2 separate regions of the Homo sapiens genome follow, and region 2 is linked to region 1. Evidence: chromatin contacts called from ENCODE Hi-C or POLR2A ChIA-PET data. All regions are on one chromosome and are shown on one strand. The core of a region is the stretch at or near the end of the contact, and the rest is flanking DNA. Distances in the headings are between cores, read along the strand shown.

Region 1 (5,809 bases), core at 2,784-5,283:
TTTTTTTTTTTTTGGAGACAGAGTCTTGCTCTGTCACCCAGGCTGGAGTGCAGTGGTGCAATCTTGGCTCAACCTCTGTCTCTCAGGTTCAAGCAATTCTCGTGCCTCAGCCTCCCGAGTAGCTGGGATTACAGGCACCCACCACCACACCCGGCTAATTTTTGTATTTTTAGTAGAGATGAGATGGGGTTTCACCATGTTGGCCAGGCTGGTCTCGAACTCCTGGTCTCAAGTGATCCACCCGCCTTGGCCTCCCAAAGTGCGGGATTACAGGTGTGAGCCACGGCGCCCGGCCAATTTTTTGATTTTTTTGTAAGAGACAGGGTCTCACTTTGTTGCCCAGGCTGTCTCAAGGTCCTGGGCTCAAGCGAGCCTCCTGCCTTGGCTCCCAAAGTGCTGGAATTATGGCCCAGCCCATGCTTTGACTTTATCTCAGTAGACACTTGTGCCATCCTCCTGGGCTGCTTTATGCAAGATACTTTTTGTGGGTTTCATGAAAATGTGGGCTTAGTGATAAGCCATAAGTTAATTGAGGGGCAGAACAAAGGTGGGTTGGACAATTTGGGGCTCACATGTCCTGGGATAGAGAGCCAAAGGGGCTCTGGGAAAGGGAGGAGGATTCTGGGAGGACACGGAGTCAGCAGAGAGGAGGATGGAGTTTCAACAAGCCCAGAGCTGAAGTTGGAGACTGAGGTCTAGGGTAGCAGATGTGGGCTTTGCCAGGAGGCAGGTCCAGAGGGTGGCTGTGGGGCTGAACTCCAACCCCACACCCAGCTCTGACCTTAGTTGTTCCAGGACAGTGGGTGTGTGTATGGGGGCCTGGGCTTGGAACAGAGAGGCAAGAGGAGAACTCAAACCCTGTTTTCTTTTCTGTAATATTCTCTCCACCCTAAAGACCATGCCCTGCCTTTTCTCCTGGCTGCAGCAACCCCTCCCCGCCACCCTACACACACTAGTTTAAACTCTCTTCCATCTCCCAGGAGATTCTGTTTCCCCATTGTTGCCTAGGCTTAGTGGTATTTTGTTCTGTTGTTACTTGGGATTGATGTTGAGAAGGAGGACCCAGGAGCCATATGTCTTCTCTCTCTGTTGGGGCAAGGAGCGTGTGGATTCCCCAATCCCCTGTCCCACCACCAGCCAGAGCACAATGAATTCAAAAGTAAAACCATAAACTGATTAGAGACAACCCAGAGTCAGTGGTATTAGAATAAAAAGACCAAGATTTTTTTTTTAATTTTTTATTTTTTGAAATGGAGTCTTGCTTTGTCACCCAGGCTGGAGTGCAATGGTGTGATCTCAGCTTGCTGCAACCTCTGCCTCCCAGGTTCAAGCGATTCTCCCACCTGAGCCTCCCGAGTAGCTGGGATTACAGGCACCTGCCATCATGCCCTGCTAATTTTTGTATTTTTGTAGAGATGGGGTTTCACCATGTTGGCCAGGCTGATCTCGAACTCCTGACCTCATGTGATCCGCCCGCCTCAGCCTCCTGAAGTGCTGGGATTACAGGCGTGAGCTACTGCGCCCAGCCCAAGACCAATATTTTAAATAAACATCAGAAACATGAGAAATAAGGAAACAAGAGAAATAAGGAAAAACATTTGCAGCATAAAGTAGAATGAGAGAGTGTAAAAAATAAAAGAGCTGAAAGCAAATATTCAATATGAGAAAGCAGCCTCATTCTCTGCCCCACCCAAACCTCTGCGTGCACCTTACAGCTCCCTGTTCTCCAGGAAAGACGTTCACGGCTTCTGGACCTTGGCATGGGCTGTTCCAGCAGCTTAGACTTCCTTCCCTCCACTTCTGCTGAAACACTTCAGCACATCCTCAAGACTCCTTCCCTGACCATGCCTCATGGTCAAGGTGACACTCAGTGATGGCATAGGGTTCTGGAGTCAGGACACCAGGGTGCCTGTCCTGATTCTTCAACTAATTGGCTGTGTGACTTTGGGCAGGTCATGCTACCTCTCTGGACCTCAGGCTTCTCTTGGAGAAAAAGATGAAGGTGTTGGGTTAGAGTATTCCTAGAGTCCCTTTCAGTTTGTTGTGATACCATGGTGGGGAGCACAAGCTTTGGAGTGGGGCTGCCCACCAGCCCTTCCTGGGTCAGCACTTAACGCTATGTATCATGGAGCAGTTCTTTCAACATGGAAAGCCACCGTTTACTTACCCTAATATATGGGTTAAGAGCTTGTAGTTTGGAGTTGGACAATTTGGGCTCAGAATCCCAGCTCTGCTGCAGGTCTGCTGTGTGACCTCAGGCAAGTTACTTAACCTTTCTGTGCTTTTTTCCTCTTCATAAAATGTGAATGATACTAAGAGTACCTACCTCAAAGTGTAGGAGCACAGTGAATGCAGCTGTCATTCTGCTGGTGACAGTTGTTTCACCACTATACAGACATCTCCTTTCAGTTTGGTAGATTCTTGATGATTATCTGCCGGGCTCTGCTTTCCAAATACACTCTCTGTTGAATTTTAACTTTTAACGGATGCTCTCCACTGCATTTTATCTGTAAAACAACCCTGCAAGGTGAGGATGACCAACCTTGTTTTATGGATAAGGAACCTGAAACCCCAAAGTTGCTTTCAAAGCTACACAGCCAGGACTTAACCCCAGGTCCACTTCCCACAAGACCAAGGTCTTTCCACCATGCCACACTATTCAGAAGATTAGACTGGGTCTGGGCACGGTGGCTCACGCCTGTAATCCCAGCACTTTGGGAGGCTGAGGTGGGTGGATTACCTGAGGTCAGGAGTTCGAGATCAGCCTGGCCAACATGGTGAAACCGCCCATCTCTACTAATAATACAAAAATTAGCCAGGTGTGGTCGTGGGCGCCTGTAATCCTGGCTACTCGGGAGGCTGAGGCAGGAGAATCGCCTGAACCTCGGAGGTGGAGTTTGCAGTGAGCCGAGATCGTGCCATTTCACTCTGGCCTGGGTGACAAGAGTAAAACTCTTGTCTCAAAAAAAAAAAAAGAAGAAGAAGAAGAAGAAGAAGAAGATTAGACTGGGACTTGGGAGATTACCAAATACAGGCAGATGGGAAAGCACAGTGAGAAGTCTCCCAGGCTGGAGTGCAGTGGCGCAATCTCGGATCACTGCAGCCTAGACCTCCTGGGCTGAAGCGATCCTCCAGTCTCAGCCTCCTGAGTGGCTGGGCCTACAGGTGTGTGCCACCATGCCTGGCTAATTTTTGTAGAGACAGGATTTCGCCATGTTCCCCAGGCTGGTCTTGAAATCCTGGGCTCAAGCAGTCCTCCTGCCTTGGCCTCCCAAAGTGCTGGGATTACACGTGTCAGCCACCACACCTGGATCCTACATGTATATTCTGACTGTCCGCCCTTGGCCATATGCAAGATGCCTTTTGTAGTTTCATGCAAATGTGGGCTTAGTGATAAGCCAGAAGTTAATTGAGGAGGCAGAACAAAGGTGGGTTGGACAATTTGGGGCTCATAAGACCTGAGATAGAGAGCCACAGGGGCTCTGGGAAAGGGAGGAGGATTCTGGGAGGACACGGAGTCAGCGAAGAGGAGGATTGAGTTTCAACAAACCCAGAGCTGAAGCTTCAGACTGAAGCCTAGGGTAGTGGATGTGGGCTTTGCCAAGAGATAGGCCCAGAGGGCAGCTCTGGGGCTGAACTCTAGCCCCCCACCGCTGTCCCTCACCCTGGTGTACTCTTGAGGGTCTGGGTTTGTGGTTTCAGTTTCTTCCTCTGCAAAAGGGCTGCTAGTACCCCTTGGTAGAGTTAGGGGAGAGGGCACGAGGGAGACAGGAGGCCCTGGGCAAGAATCCAGTTGCGCTGGTTGTATTGACATGCATGGACTTGAGAGTTATCCTGAAACCCTATCCCTCCTTATCTGTGATTTGGGAATCACGTTCTGGCCTGTGTGGGATCATTGCAAGGCCACAGTGAAATGATTTCTTGGTGAGACCTTCTCTGATCTTTCTATTTAAAACTGCAAACCTCCCTGTCCTCCTCCCTGCCTTCTTTTTCCCCGCTGTACTTACCGCCACCTGGCGTTCTATTGCTTTTACTTACTTCCTTGTTGTCTGCCTGCCACACTGACAGGGATTTGGGCTGTTATGTTCAGCACCTAGAACAGCCCCTGGCATATTGTGGCTGCTCAATAAACAGTGTTCCAGCGAATGTTGGTTGAATAACATATAGGGAAAGCCCTAGGCATAGAAGGTGTTTAGTCAAGATCAGCTGGATCTTAGAGACATAGGGCAGACGCCTGAGAAAGGCTGGGACAGCTCACTTGGGGTGACGAGGTCTCCCATGAAAGCATTTGGGGTCTGGATTTCAGGGCAGTGCTGGTTTCCTCTCTGGCCACAGCCTGCAAGCAGCGAGCCATATAGGAGAGGAAAGTTTGGCTGGGTGTGGGGCCTCACCCGGGAGTCCCAGCACTTTGGGAGGCTGAGGCAGGAGGATTGCTGGAGCTTAGGAGGTTGAGAGTCTGGGCAACATAGCGAGACCTTGTCTCTACTAAAAATAAAATCACCAGCCGAACGTGGTGCTGTGCGCCGGTGGTCCCAGCTACTTGGTCTCTTGCTGAGGCAAGAGGATCGTTTGAGCTCGGGAGGTTGAGGCTGCAGTGAGCTATGATCGTGTCACTGCACTTCAGCCTGAATGACAGAGCAAGACCCTGTCTCAAAAAAAAAAGAAAGGAGAGTGAAGCTGGATGGGCCAAATACTGGGGCTTCTGAAGAAGTCAAGACCTTCAGGCAGACAGGAAGCTCATGACACTTAGCTTTCTCGTTTTCTTTAGCTTTTTAAACCACTCTGACTGCTCCTGAGTGGAACAAACTCTCAAAGAAATGATAGCCTCAGCCCACTCCACTCCAATGACTAGGAGAAAAAGCAGTAGCACTGGGCCCAGGCAGATCTGGAGACATGGCTTGGCCCTGCCCCTGTTTAGCAGAGGGACCTAGGGCAAGTCACTTCACCTTGCTGAGTCTCTACTTTCTCCTCTGAAATGGGTGTAGTGGTATTCTCCCTCCGAGGCCTTTTGTGTAAAACCTACTAGAAAGGTGAATTATAACCAGTCATTACCAAACTGAAGGGCCTGGAAGGCAGAGCTTGTACCTGCAAGTCCTGTCACAGGGCTGGCACACAATAGATGCATGGAACCTGGTGGTCAAAGGGTTGTAAACTTCAATGGACAACAACCTGTCAGAAAGTGAGGATCTGAGTCCTGCAGGGCTATTAGACAAGTCCAGCCCCAAAACTTTCTGTAATTCTAGAAGTTTATAGATTCCAAGTAGAAAGTGACTTGTAGGAAGTTGGACTCTTACATTACCACATACTTGAAACTTGTCAGCTTTAGCTTGTTTGCAAGATTTTTCCTCTGGCAGAAACAGCTGGCAGAATATGAATGACCTGATTTGGTTGCTCACAATCTAAAGCGCTGAGAAAAACTGGCTGAGCTGCAGTTCTGAGGTCAGACTCTGTGTTCCAAGTAACAGAAAAGCCAAGACGCACAATGGGGAAATTAATTGGCTCATGTAGCCAGGATGTTCAGAGGAAGGCTTCAGGCATGGCTGCATCTAGGAGCCCAAGTGATGCTATCAAAGACTCAAGGTCTCTACCTTTCTCTAGTCCATCTCTGAGAGGTTGCTTCCTCTTCAGGCTATACAAAGTGCCCTTCCCCACCACTTCACACCCTCATAACCCAGCAAGCAGACAGAGTCTTCCAGCTGGAGCCAGTCAGGGTCCACCTGGAGCTGGAGGCGGGATCAGTCCCACCCAAACCAGGCTGAAAGGGGGAGGGTCACTTCCCAAGGAAACTTGGTGGTATTGTTAGGAAGGG
Region 2 (5,781 bases), core at 2,217-4,716, 120 kb after region 1:
TTGCAGAGCTGCCTTTCCAAGTTCACCTCTTGTTGAACTCTGGGTGTTCCACCTACCTACCTCCAGCTCCCCCTTTCCAGGGAGATGGAAGGGGAGAGGGAGGAGCAAACCCTGGGAAGATCTCAGGTCTGGGCTCTAGGTGGGGCTGGTGGAGCCAACACTTGCCAGGGCCTCCAATAGCCTCCTCCCCTCCCCGAGTCATACTCATTCAGGATATCTGCCCCAGGCCTCTTGGGCAGGAGAGGAGGCGTCTGGGCTTCCTGCCCTGGCCCAGGCAGCCTCTTGTGTGGCTTTGCATTAATCAGTTTTCCTCGCTGGGCCTCAGTTTGCTCATATGTTAAACCCCTATTCTCACTTTGCTGGGTTAAAGACCTAACAGTGGGCTGGGCGCGGTGGCTCACGCCTGTGATCCCAGCATTTTGGGAGGCTGAGGCAGGTGAATCATGAGGTCAGGAGTTCGAGATCAGCCTGATCAACATGGTGAAACCCCGTCTCTATTAAAAATACAAAAATTAGCTGGGCGTGGTGGCACCCAGCTACTCAGGAGGCTGAGGCAGGAGAATCGCTTGAACCCAGGAGGCAGAAGTTGCAGTGACCAAAGATCACACCACTGCACTGCAGCCTGGGTGACATAGCAAGACTCCATCTAAAAAAAAAAAAAAAAAAAAAAAAAAAAAAAAAAAAAGACCTAACAACGGAAAGATACATTTGCCTTGAGAGAATTCTGCTAGCTCTGAAAGTATCATTATCCTTACTTTGCCTGTGGCCTTTCTAGCCAAGCCACACCAACCCAATCCCAGGAAGCTTCTGGAAAAAGAGTCTCCTGGGGGTTCCCCAGCCCCTGGGAAGGGAGGGAAGAGTGGGTGTGACTTGGCTCACAGCCCTTCCCTAGGCAGCTGGCCAGTGAGGTTACTGAGCCAGCCTCTGCCCTGGCTCTGAGACTCCTGCTCTATTCAATGGGTTTCTGAAACCCCTGCCTACTTAAAGGGACCCCATCAGGGACCAGGAAAATCTGGCCTGGCCAGAATACCTGCCCCCACTCAGGCCCTACCCCTGAGGATGTGTTTCTCATCTCCATGCAGATCATGTGGCTTGAAAGGCCCTGGAAGCAAAGCCCTTCTGGAGGCAGCACCCAGGTGTACGGTCTTTCATTCCTTCCCCCATTCATTCAGTATTGAGCACCCACTGTGTGGCTGACACTGTATTGAGCACCCACTGTGTGGCTGACACTATTCAGACACTGGCGATAGAGTCTGAACAAGACAGACAAGGTCTCTGGTAGACCTGTGTGCACAACTGCACACAAACTTTCCCAGGTCACACATGCACTTGGCCTAGTACCGTGCCACGCACATGCAAAGAGTCATCTAACTCATGCCTGTAGAGATCACATCAAGATCAAATGCATGCAGACAGGCTCACATGAACATCAGCCCCCATGCTGCAAACCCACAAGTACGTGCACATGCAAAGGTCAACTCCAGCTCCCACCCTTAGGTCCCCCATCAGTGCACATGCACCTACTGACTCCGGCTGCGTTAGTACATGCATGTAAATACACACTGATGACAGCACATACAGGCACAGGAATCTCAGGCCCACACATCCTTACTCAAATCACATTATTTATGTTCATACAATATACACAGACAGATGTGTACACACCTCACAAACACGCATGGAGCATCCAGCTAACTACTGGGAAGAAATAAAGGTAGGAGACAGAATGGCTCTTTGGGGGTCAGAGAAGAGTGCAATTGCTGCATCTCCAGGATTGCAGAGTGGAGGCCAAGACACCTCTCATGTATTACAGGCTGGTGTCTAGCCGGCCAGCCCCCATCTCCTACCTCCACTGCTATGGGCGTGGCCCTCCCAGCCCATTTTCGGGGCAGTTGGACAAAGCTGGGAGACTGCTTGAGGCCCAGAGCTCCCCTCAGGAAGCTGGGCTGGCGGAGTCCTGACCTGGGGAGACCTGCCTGTGGCCCCAGCTCTGCTGGCAACCCACCATTTCTCATCACAAGTGCCTTCCCACTTCTGGCCTCTGCTGGTTCATCTATAATGGGGGGAGAGAGTTTCCCAACAGTTCCTTATGATACCACCCTCCCAGGAGGCCAACCAGTCTGGGACTCTGAGAGCCCCTCTCCACCCCGACAAGGCCCTCATTGAGGCAGTGGCTCTCAACAAGGGTGGCTCTGCCCCCCAGAGGGCGCCAGGGTGGTTTCAGTCCTCAGAAATGACGGGGTCGCCACTGTCATTCAGTGGGTGGGGGACAGGAAAGCTACGCTGGTGAGAGTCCCACTTCAGGAGATTTGTTGTTCATCAGATATCCTCCTAGATATTCAAGTGGGTAAAAAGCCCGGGTAACCCATCCTAGAACCTAACTCTGGTTTACAAATGAATATTTTTTGGTGTGGCTTTAATCCATAATACATTTTTCAAAGGTGCAGCTACTGAAGTCATTCTGAACTAGAGGTCAGGTACAGCGACATGACTTTCTGCTCTTAAATCTAAGGGTAGGCCGGGCTCAGTGGCTCACATCTGTAATCCCAGCACTTTGGGAGGCTGAGGCGGGTAGATCACCTGAGGCCAGGAGTTCGAGACCAGCCTGACCAATATGGTGAAACCTTGTCTCTACTAAAAATACAAAAATTAGCCAGGTGTGGTGGCATGCGCCTGTAGTCTCAGCTACTCAGGAGGCTGAGACAGGAGAATTGCATGAACCCAGGAGGCGGAGGTTGCAGTGAGCTAAGATCACAGCACTACACTCTAGCCTGGAGTTTTTGAGACTCTGTCTCAAAAAACAAAAACAAAAACAAAAAATCTAAGGGTAGGCTGGGCAAGGTGGTTCACACCTGTAATCCCAGCACCTTGAGAGGCTGAGGTGAGAGGACTGCTTAAGCCCAGAAGTTCGAGACCGGCCTGGTAACAAAGCAAGACTCCATCTCTATTACGATAATTTTAATTTTTTTAAATCTAAGGGTATATTTTTAATAAATAGGTGCCCAAGGCTGGTTACTTCTTTGGCTCTTGTGGTGTGGTCATGCCACAGCATTCATGTAGGGAGGTGGAGGGCCTTTTTCATCTCTTATGCCAGTATATAGTTGGTTTTTGAAGTCAGGTGTGTAGGCAGGCTTATTTCCTAGGAATATCATGACAGGAAAATGAAGAACGCTTTTTTTTTTTTTTTGAGACGGAGTTTTGCCCTTGTCGCCCAGGCTGGAGTGCAATGGCGCGATCTCGGCTCACCGCAACCTCCACCTCAGTAGCTGGGATTACAGGCATGCACCATCAGGCCCAGCTAATTTTTGTATTTTTAGTAGAGTCGGGGTTTTTCCATGTTGGTCAGGCTGGCCTCGAACTCCCGACCTCAGGTGATGCGCCCGCCTTAGCCTCCCAAAGTGTTGGGATAACAGGCGTGAACCACAGTGCCCGGCCGAAGAACGCTTTTTAAAACGTGTTCTCTAATGGGTCCGGGAGTCCGCCGCGGTCTCGGGCGCCACCAATTGGCCGTCATAAGAACTGCAGGCGACGGCCGCCCGGGCTCCAGGACCAGGGACAGCGCCCCGGGAGCATCTCAGAGAAGGGTGGGGACCCGGAGCCGCCGGGACAGCGCCCCCAGTCACCGGCCGCGCGCTCGCCACCCCCCGCACTTCCTCACCCCTCCCTTACATGGAGGCGGCCCCAGCGCCCGTCCTCGCCCTCTCCCCGGCGCCAGGCGCCGCCGCACGTCTCCCAGCTCACAAGGGCGCACCTGCGCCCGCCCACTGTGCTCTCGCCGCCCCCTCCCGCGGGACCCGTTCTCTCGGTGCGCAGATCACGGGGCCGCACCTACGCGTTCCGGGATCTCTGTGATCCTGACAACAGCCCCGTGAGGCTGATCCTGCAAGAGTTACATGTCTGCCATGGCTGACGGGGGAAATTGAGGTGTGCAAACAGAGCAGATCCAGCTCTTCCGAGCTCTTCGGGACCTCAGTCCCTATCACCCGTGCGCTGCAGCTCAGTGGCACAGCCCCTTCTAGTTCCCGAGGCCCTGTGCCAAGTGCTTTCATCCAGTCCTTAAACCCACCCTGTAAATTAGGTACAATCATCTTCCCCATTTCACAGATCAGGAAGCCAAGGTCCCAGAGGCTGAGTGGCTTGCCTAAGGATCAGTGGATGCAGATATGGCTACAAAACCTCTCTGAGGTCTTCACACTGCTCTGAGTCACTGTGAGGGACGCTCCTGCCAGGGAAAAAGTCCTTCCAACAGTACACACTGCCCTGCCCTGGCTGCTCTGTCCTGGTATCCTCGGGCTTGAATGCCTTCTGGGATAGGATGCGGGCATGGAGCCTCAAGATCTCTCACAGAGGAACCCAATCTCCCCATCCTCACAAGCTTTAGCCTCACAAAGCACCTCCCCAAGACACACAGTAGGTGCTTAATAACCCGTTGCTTGGCTGAAGCCCTGCCTTCCAGGAACCAGGGCTCTAAATGCATAACTACACAGCCTGGATACAGAGCAGGGCAGTGTGAGCCAGTGAGGAAGGGCACAGGCTCAAGAGGGCTGGACAGAGTGGGTTCCAACTCAGCTATATATATTTATTGAGACAGTCTCGCTCTGTCACCCAGGCTGGAGTGCAATGGCACGATCTTGGCTCACTGCAACCTCTGCCTCCAGGGTTCAAGCGATTCTCTCGCTTCAGCCTCCTGAGTAGCCGGGACTACAGGCACCCGCCACCATGCCCGGCTGATTTTTGTATTTTTAGTAGAGATGGGGTTTCACCATTTTGGCCAGGCTGGTCTTCAACTCCCAACCTCAAGTGGTCCTCCCGCCTCAGCCTCCCAAAGTGCCAGGATTACAGGCAAGAGCCACTGCACCCAGCCCCGACTCAGTCTTGAGCTGTGACCGTCAGCCTTAGTTTCCAATCTGGAAAATGGAGATGATACTAGCTCTTAGCTCACAGAGTGATGGCGTGTTAAACAAGGTGATGCACACAGACACCTTAGCATGGTGCCTTGTGCTCACGAACGGCTTGCACGGTGGTGGCTGTTAACACTGTTGCCAGTAGGGTCTTCTTTGGGATACACAAAGCCCAGGAGCCCTAGCTGAGTCATGCCTTCATTTACCCCAGGGGTAAATCAGGTGGGCAGGAGAAGCAGAGGAAGAGGCTGCAAATGTAGTTGGGCTGAGCTGGGGACAGGAGGAGGAGGGAGATGGCTGGGGCGCGGTGGCTCATGCTTGTAATAATCCCAGCACTTTGAGAGACTGAGGCAGGTGGATCGCCTGAGGTCAGGAGTTCGAGAACAGCCTGGCCAATATGGCAAAACCCCATCTCTAGTAAAAATACAAAAATTAGCTGGGCGTAGTGGTGCATGCCTGTAGTCCTGGCTACTCAGCAGGCTGAGGCACAAGAATCGCTTGAATCCAGGAGGCCGAGGTTGCACTGAGCTGAGATCGCACCACTGCACTCCAGTCTGGGCAACAGAGCAAGACTCTGTCTCCAAAAAAAAAAAAAAAGGAGGGAGACGCAGCCATTCTTGGTGGAGGCAGAGAGCTTAGCAGTGTCTGAGACTCCCTGCCTCATGACCTAATCTCTGACCCTCAACCCTGATCAGCTCTATAGTCTCCTTGTTTTAGTGAGCACTCCATAAATGTTCAATGAATGAATGATGGCCTACGTTGACTATGAACATAAAGAAACAGAAAGTCAACTTTAGTCCTATCATAATATACATAAGGCCTGGCATCAGTATGGGTTTGGAATCACATGGACCTGTGCTTAAATTCCTGCTCTGCCACT

The links. A loop is a pair of places that touch in the nucleus more often than their neighbours do. ChIA-PET counts read pairs that join two places held with the same protein, here RNA polymerase II (POLR2A). Pooled maps may share reads with other maps.
Region 2: a loop to region 1 is called in a map of mammary epithelial cell, with 9 times the contacts of the local background. The contact joins two enhancer-like sites. A Hi-C loop is called at or near these places in 9 of 168 maps with a recorded cell type or tissue (Caco-2, IMR-90, K562 and 6 more) and 10 of 50 pooled maps. POLR2A ChIA-PET finds 5 or more read pairs at or near these places in 5 of 52 experiments (AG04450, B cell, Panc1 and 2 more).

The regions. Positions count from the first base shown.
Region 1 is chr1:21,530,963-21,536,771 of GRCh38, forward strand. All of the region lies in intron 1 of ALPL (alkaline phosphatase, biomineralization associated), which reads left to right. Among named protein-coding and RNA genes, the nearest start is that of ALPL, 24 kb to the left of the region's middle. RefSeq lists an enhancer at 3,329-4,058. Within about 2 kb of position 4,034, at least 2 of the 41 ENCODE cell types and tissues checked have a DNase peak (open chromatin) inside an H3K27ac peak, as active enhancers do.
Region 2 is chr1:21,655,770-21,661,550 of GRCh38, forward strand. The region is part of intron 1 of RAP1GAP (RAP1 GTPase activating protein); the gene reads right to left. Among named protein-coding and RNA genes, the nearest start is that of RAP1GAP, 11 kb to the right of the region's middle. RefSeq lists silencers at 3,587-3,746, 3,817-3,866. Within about 2 kb of position 3,467, at least 2 of the 41 ENCODE cell types and tissues checked have a DNase peak (open chromatin) inside an H3K27ac peak, as active enhancers do.